Regions from separate parts of the Homo sapiens genome. Here region 2 is linked to region 1. Evidence: chromatin loops called from intact Hi-C (ENCODE). Cell type or tissue: ascending aorta. All regions are shown on one strand.

Region 1 (4,000 bases):
TCCCCCACACCTTAGCCCTTCAAAGCTTTCTTGCCTAGACAAACAGCCAGAGGCACTCCAATGGAGTAGCCTGCCTTTGTTTGGCAGCCCGACCTTCTCTTTGACTTTCTGTAATCTGGGTTAAAAGTCTCTTTCTTCTTCTTTCCTCCCATCCCTCCGATATGTTCAGTAGTATGGTATTCAGGCTAATCATGCTTTCCCCAGAACTGTGCATAGCATTTGTGGCAAAGAGCTTGTTGGAAAGGATTCAAGCTGCAGACCATCTCAAGCCAAACTCCAACTGTATTTTTAATGAATCAGTTGAAGCAACTCGATGGAAAGGACGGTGGGTGTGGAAAGGAAAAGCTCTCGTTTGTAAAAGATCTTTTGCCAGATCTGACTGATGTCATTTACTTTTTGACTCCTGGGCCAGCCCTCTGGAAACAGAGTGCTATTCTGAGCGAGCCAGGGTCTCGGCCCTGTGCGTGGGGGTCCTCTGGGAGAGCTCCTGAAAGGGCTCTGGCAGCCAGCTCCTCTTGGCTGGAAAGCTCCACCATGTAGGGGGGAGCTTGGGGCTGCCGGGAGCAGGTGAGTGGCCCATGGGGGATGGAGAAATATGCAGAGCGGATGAATGAGGACGGGGCACTCTGCCAGCAGATGGACCTGGGGGATCAAATTCAACTCTGCCCTTGCAGCTGGGGGAGCTGGGTCACTTCACTTCTTGCCTCACTCTCCAATTTTCTAACCTGTAAATGGTTAGGATAGCACCTGCCTCACAGAGTTACTATGGAGAGAGGAGATGGCTCTGTATGGGGCACTTGGGCAGTGAATACTTAAAACAATTTTCTTTTTGGATACAGGGTCTTGCTCCATCATCCAGGCTGGAGTGAAGTGGCGCAATCATAGCTCTCTGCATCGTTGACCTCCTGGGCCTAAGTGATCCTACCACCTTGATCTCCTTGCCTTAAGTGATCCTACCACCTTAACCTTCTGAGTAGCTGGGACTACAGGCATGTGCTGCTACACCCAGCTAATTTTTTTTTTAACTTTCCCCTGAGTCACTGGAATTATAGGCGTGCACCACCGTGCCCGGCAGTCAGTGAGTACTTACTGAGTACTGACCACAGGCCTTTCCCTCATGGAACATTCATGACTGAGGACACACACAACCCTTAAATGGACACCTGAAAATGACATAAGGTCCACCAAAAAATGGAAGGGCTGCTCTATTAAACTACTTAAAAAATAACTTGTATGTATTCAACAAAAGCATAGCTATTCATATCCTTAATAGGTGCATATTTCATTCATATCCTTAATAGGTGCATAATTCTTTCTCAAGTCTGGCTAGTCCTCCCCCTTCCAGTGGTGCCCTGGCAGGACCTGGTATGTGCTGGGACGTGGGCCACCTGTGTGTGTGTGTGTGTGTTTCTGTGTGTGTGTATGTGTGTGTGTGTGTAGATGTGGCTTTCCTGGCTTGGCCACAGGTGAGTCATTTGGTCTTCATCAAACTGGTGGGGCTGGAATGGGTGATCCTGGATCCTGGCATGGAAAGCTGCCTCCCAGGGTGGAATCCTAGAGAGCGCTTAGGGAAAGGCTGGGAGGATGGTAGGAAAAAGACAGTGCTAACAACAAGGCGCATATTGCCTGTGGGTTTACATCTACATTTACATTTTGGAGCAGGAGGGTGGGAGGATGGACACGGGGTAGTGGTGGGGCTGGGGGCCAAAGGGCAGGGGGTGGAAGAGGAAAAGCTCTGGAAGAGATTGCCCTAAGACTGTTTCCAAAGGGAGTACTTTGAATTGAGGCTGGAGGTAGGGTGGGGGTAAGGATGAAGGTGAAATGAATAATACATTTGGAAAAACTTACTCATTTGGGTGTGACTCCTATTCAGTCTTGAAAAAAAAGATGGCAAGAATTGTGTATTTCTTTTATAATTAGAAAAAAATGTTAAAAATGAAAAAAAAATCAACTACGCGGAAGACATTTGATGATGGTTGGAGGGACTCTGTATCATTTGTTGACTCAGCGCTGACTTGAGCCATTAATCTAGCACGTCACATCCGCTGCCTCATAGTGACCTCGGTTTGGCTGGCTTTGAGTCAGTGGATTGTGAACTCACTGTGGAAAGACCTTCCCCAATGCGGAAGGACATGGCCCGGAGAAGTTGCTCCCAGAATGTTGCTGTAGATTCCCCTGTTAAGAGCCTTAAACTTCCTTTAATGAAAAATTTTTATTTTTCAAAAACTGGTAGGCAATAGCTAATATTTATATTGTGCTTTGTCATTTACAAAGTATTTTCATCTATATTTTTGAATATGACCCTCACAGTAATAGCATGAGGGTTTTATTGATGTGATGGATGTTAATGTCACCCGTTAGTGAACTAAAGCTCAGAGAGGTTAAGAGACTTGTCTGAGATCACATTGCCAAATAGAGATGGAACTTAAACCAGGACCCTTGCAGAGTAGCTCATGATGTGGCTATCGTGTTTACAAACCATATTGCAAGTCAAATAATCCCTTTTGGCTTTGTAATAGCCTGTGCCTTAGGAAGAGTGGGCACTGTTACCCTGTTTAATAAGCAAATCCCCAGTGTGACAAAGAGGGGAGTGACAGAACCCAACTCCAAGATCTCTTTGCTTTTTACTTCCAAGTGCTACCTCAAAGTTTGTGCACACAATGAAAAGGGAGGTGTGAAAACAGGGTGACTACAGTCAATAACAATTTAATTGTACATTTAAAAAGAACTAAAAGAGGGCCAGGCACTATGGCTCATGCCTATAATCCCAGAACTTTGGGAGGCTGAGGTGGGCAGATCACTTGAGGTCAGGAGTTTGAGAGCAGCCTGGCCAACATGGTGAAACCCCATCTCTACTAAAAATACAAAAATTAGCCAGGCGTGGTGGTGCGCACCTGTAACTCCAGCTACTCAGGAGACTGAGGCACGAGAATCGCTTGAACCTGGGAGGCGGAGGTTGCAGTGAACCAAGATTGCACCCCTGCATTCCAGCCTGGGCAACAGAGTGAGACTCCGTCTCAAAAATAAATAAATAAGTAAATAAATAACAAATAAAAGTAACTAAAAGGGTATCACTGGATTGTTTGTAACACAAAGGCTAAATGCTTGAGGGGATGGATACCCCATCTTCCATGATGTGACGTGCCTGTATCAAAACATCTCATAGGCCCCATAAATATGTATACCTACTATGTGCCCACAGAAATTAAAAATTAAAAATTAAAAAAAGAAAAGGGAGGGGTGTACGTGTGTATGTGCATGTGTATGCAAGGTTGTTATGAGAAAAATGAAGAATGCTGTATTATTTGTTTCTGGGCAACGATCACTTCACAGCTCAGCTCAAAAGACTTATATCCCTGTTAGAGATGTAAGTCCCTAATGTCACGTTTAACCATGAGGAAATAAAACCCAGCATAAGTACAGTAGCTTTTGCCTCCCTCCCATTTCAGATCCTTCTCTCGCGCTGCTCTATCCCCACTCCGGCCACTCCTTCCTTCCCTGACACTGTCCTTGAGAAGCAAGCAGGAGGCGCATCCATGCCACCATGCCAGTTGCCTTCCAATTTTGCATCTCTAGAAACACCTACTGGCCTGACTTGAAGGAGCCTGTTCTTCTTGCGGTTCTTTCTAGGAGAGTGAACTCAGTTGACTTTAGGCAGTGGAAAGATTTCCGTTCATATTGGTGAAGAGTGGGCAGTGCCGTGGGTCCCTCCTTTCCTAACAGTGATAAACTCTGGCTCGAGGTGCTCCCAGTGTCTACCAAGCAGAGCCACTCCCAGGGAAATGGAGAAAAGATGCCATCCAGCTAGGAGGAACTACATCCTGAGGGGGAGGAAGTCAGTGATAAGAGAACAGCCTTTGCTGGGGCCCCTTCCTTTGTGAGGAGGTGGCGGAGCTGGTGGGTGCAGTGGAGGTTGAAGGGTTGCTCTCCTCACCTGCCCACCTCTGGCTGCAGAGATGCATCCCCTCCCGGTGAGGAGGCAACGTTCTGCAGAGCTTCT
Region 2 (4,000 bases), 63 kb before region 1:
TGGAGACCAGCCTGGCCAACATGGTGAAACCCCATCTCTACTAAAAATACAGAAAACCAGCTGGGCGTTGTGGCACATGCCTGTAGTCCCAGCTACTCAGGAGGTTGAGACAGTAGAATCGCTTGAACCTGGGAGTGGAGGTTGCAGTGAGCTGAGATCGTGTCACTGCACTCCAGCCTGGGCAACAGAACGAGACTCCATCTCAAAAAAAAAAAAAAAAAAAAAGAGAGAGAGAGAAAGGAGCTGACATTAGGTTTCGAGGTCTGGGTGAGGTTTCCCACAAAAAAGATGTCACTGGTTTCACTCTGCCTTGGTAGGATGACTTGGGTATCTTTCTACTCCTAAGAAGGTATTAAGAATAACATAAAACCTAGTGAGTTTGCAAGGCTTAGCCTCCGAAGGGTGACTAAGACAGGCTTTCTTTTCCTGTCTTCAGAATGAATGGATTACAAAGACTAGATACAACTTTAGGTTTTCTTTGTCTTCTTTTTTTTTAATTTAATTTTTATTTTCTTTTTCTTTTTCTGTGAGCCTATGGCTTGTATTGAAACTTTAGGTTTTCTTGAGCTGTGGTGCTGAGGGCAGGAAGAAGACACTAACAGCGAAGCATGTGTTTGTGGTTGTTGGAGGATTCCTGCAGTTCACTTGAGGTGGCGGAATCTTCTGGTGGAGGGATGCCCTCCGGCGTGGGTCTGGGGTTGTGTGCTCCTGGTGGTCCTAGTGGTTTTCTTTGCCTGTGGTCCAGATACTGCTGGATACTGGCAGCTCCTGTGGTTGGGCCAGTTTGTACACTTGGCGTTAGGCTTGATCAGTGATGTTGCTGACCCTCGCCCATGCTGGGTAAGTGTCCAGGTGGAAGAGGCTAACTCCCCAGGTGTTGATGGCCACCATTACTATCACCAGTCCAATAACGTTGACTCCCAGGCCAGCTTTCACCTGCAGGACACAAACCAGCACACCCTAGTCACTCTGACCAGCAGCAGCACAGATCCCCAAGTCCCCCTTCTGTTCCTGCAGCCTATGCCTTGTGGCCCAGATTAGTTCCCAGTTGCTGCCTGGGGTGCTCTAGCATTGCCTTGTAGGGTGCACAGGACTGTGGAAAGGCGGGAAAGGGACAATTAGAGTCATCTCCACTTCATGCTTACAGCACTCTCACTAGATTTCAAGTGGAAGCCTAGAAGGTATGTTAGTTACTTGGAACACCCACTCTGTGGAACGTGAAGAGGTATTTCTGCAGCTCACTGATAGGGAAATGTGCTAAACAAAACTAACCAGATCTCTGTAAAGCAGGAACTTCTCAGAGCCCCGATGCGTTAATACAGGGAACTTGTACGAGGGGCTATATTACATGAAGCCTTTGCTACTGTTACCTTTTTTTAAGGAACAGCTCATGGAAATAGTGTACCTTGAGTTCACTTGGGGAAACGGTTTAGCTGCCTCTGCTCAGCTCTTCCTCAAGAAGGGGACACAGGCATGCTAGCTGGAATGGAGCCTTTGCTTCTTTCCTCTGAGGGAATTACACCTCAGTGACTGACCCTTTTCACTTCTGCCTTGACATTGACACCCACAGGCTGAAGTGGGGGATGTGAGAGATGGTGGGCTGGCAGAGCCAGATGGAAAAATGTGTCCTGTAAGGATAGCTGGCATCTTCCCAAGGAGTAACCAGGCATATAGCATGTAGCCAAGACAAGTCACTAGCTGGCATTAAGTTGGGAAAATTGCAAGGGGAAAGTGGATGCTGGGAAATTGTTTCAAGCAAATGGCTAGACGTGTCCTCTCTCTCCTGCCGTCTGGTCGGGGCCCCCTGGGCATTTTGGCATGGAGGACAGCCCATGTTTCCCCACAGGTGAGAGGGCAGGTTCTAGCAGGGCTAAATTAAGGAGTGTTAGAGTTGAAAGGGACCCCATGGAGCATCCAGCTGGAACCTCATCATTTAGCAGATGAGGAAATTGAAGTCAAGGTAGTGCCCAAGCTGGGAATAGTGCCCAAGACTGGCTCACTTCTTGTCACCTGGTACCTTTGAAAATTACTGCCTCTGATCATTTGATTCCAGTGTAGAAAGCTAGGGGTCAGTGGTGGGGGCACACAGCAGAGGAAGCGGGAGACAGGAGAGCTGGGGTAGAGCTCAGCGTGAGCAGACTGAGGGTTACGCAGTAAGATGGGAGGGGAGAGGGATGGCTGGGACACTCCATTCAAGGAAGTATCACGGATGACTTAGATGAGCAGTTCGAACAGTCGAAAGGACCTGAATAGGCTGAGAGCAGTGACTCACACCTGTAATGCCAGCACTTTGGGAGGCCAAGGCAGGCAGATCATCTGAAGCCAGTAGTTCAAGACCAGCCTGACCAACATGGTGAAACCCCATCTCTACTAAAAATACAAAAATTAGCTGGGCATGGAGGCGCACACCTGTAGTCCAAGGTACTCTGGAGGTTGAGGCATGAGAATCACTTGAACCTGGGAGGCAGAGGTTGCAGTGAGCCGAGATCGCACCACTGAACTCCAGCCTGGGTGAGAGTGAGATTCTGTCTCAAAAAAAAAAAAAAAAAAAAAAAAAAAAGGATAAAAAAGGACCTGAATATCTGCCACCAGCCTGAAACTTTTTCTTCCTTTCCTCTATTTGTTACTTTACAGGGCTGCCCGAGAACAAATTTGGCTCCCATGAAAAAAAATTGTCAGACCATCAGTAATTCGTATCAGTGTTTTCCATCCTCTCCCCCCCCGCTCAGCCCTGGATACTAAGTATAGCAGCAGGTGTATAGGTAGAGGAGTAGAAGGTAGATAGGCCCAGTGCTAAAGTCAGCAGCAAAATATCTCAAAGCCATCTTTTGTGAGCCCAGCTGAAAATGAAAATGAATGGTGGACGCTTCATTTTCCATTGTTGCTTCAGGGGTTTCTTGCCTGGGCCGGGGTGGAGGGTGAGTTGAGCAGAAGAATCCTGTTTTCTCAAAATACCTTTCACCCTAGGTTCATACACTTCCTCATTCTCATCTTCTGTGAATAAACCAGTAGCTTTCTCAATGAATGTCTCCACTGGCCTAATGAAGAAACGAAGGCAAAACTTGTTTGCACAGGCTCATGCCTTCTGGAACTGGGCCACAGCCTGTCTGTTCCAGCTTTCTCTACCTAGGTACCCACTTCCTTCCAGGGAAGGGTTGGGGAGAGCACATTCTTGCTATCCTTGGTGCTTATAGACCAACAAAAACCTTTTTATAGGTGCTATTCTTGCTACCACACTGGGTTTAGCATTGACAGGCCAGGGACACTGCTACAAAATAAGCTTTGAAAGAAGGCTGCAGAGCTGTCATCCCTGTCCTCATGGCAGCTGGGCCTGGCAGGGAGAGGGCACCCCAACTCACCATATCTTTGATCTGGCAGTGCCCATAGCTGAAGACGATGGCATTAGGGGGATTGCCCACAGGCAGCATCACTGCAAAGGAGATGCACATGGTGACTGGGATCAGGGTGTAGAGGGGGTTAATGTGCAGCGTTTCAGACTAGAAGAGAGAATTCACAGAAACATTCACGAGATTAGGCTTGCATTTCCTGTGCTTAATGTCAGGAGCATGCTTTAATGATGACTTGGTGCTGGCTAACCTTAGCAGGACACTATGTGGAGGGGTAGTTAGGTCTCTGCCCTCTGGGGCATGCAGTCCCTTGACAACCTGAATAGGCTGATGCTGCTTACTTGCTCCACATGGAAATATGGCTTTGAGTTACTCCCTAGAAGGGATGTTTGATTTTTTTGGTGTTATTCTAAGGAATTGGTTCCTAAACTTTATTCTTTAGCTGAGACTTCCTTTCCTTAAACTCAAATCTCATGAATAGGTTGCTTTGATTGAAGTGGGGATTCCTCAGTCTTAGGGTACAGAACTAAGGTGGTTTTTTTTTTTTTTTTTTCCTAGGGAAGATAATTGTTTTATATGGGATTTGAATCCATGGTCCTGCTCTCAATGTTGCCAAGTTTTAACTGCACTCTGTTGCTCGCAGGAGCAAGATG

What was found. Hi-C counts contacts between places; a loop is a spot of excess contacts. Peaks named below come from ENCODE experiments on the same cell type or tissue, not always from the same donor. Only the 100,000 strongest peaks of a DNase experiment are listed, where the experiment ranks them.
Region 2: a loop joins it to region 1, with 2.7 times the contacts of the local background. A loop is called at or near these places in 24 of 110 quality-filtered maps.

Annotation. Positions count from the first base shown.
Region 1 is chr7:135,744,081-135,748,080 of GRCh38, forward strand. All of the region lies in intron 1 of FAM180A (family with sequence similarity 180 member A), which reads right to left. Among named protein-coding and RNA genes, the nearest start is that of FAM180A, 2.7 kb to the right of the region's middle. RefSeq lists an enhancer at 1,171-2,370. In ascending aorta, no CTCF peak of the experiment used is centred here; DNase peaks (open chromatin) are centred at 461, 1,061, 1,431 and 2,071; H3K4me3 peaks cover 3,921 bases; H3K27ac peaks cover 4,000 bases.
Region 2 is chr7:135,680,765-135,684,764 of GRCh38, forward strand. SLC13A4 (solute carrier family 13 member 4) reads right to left here. Exons shown (of 16, transcript NM_001318192.2): 15 at 3,360-3,497; 16 at 467-936. The coding sequence ends at 799. Among named protein-coding and RNA genes, the nearest start is that of STMP1, 20 kb to the left of the region's middle. In ascending aorta, no CTCF peak of the experiment used is centred here; a DNase peak (open chromatin) is centred at 1,759; H3K27ac peaks cover 2,174 bases.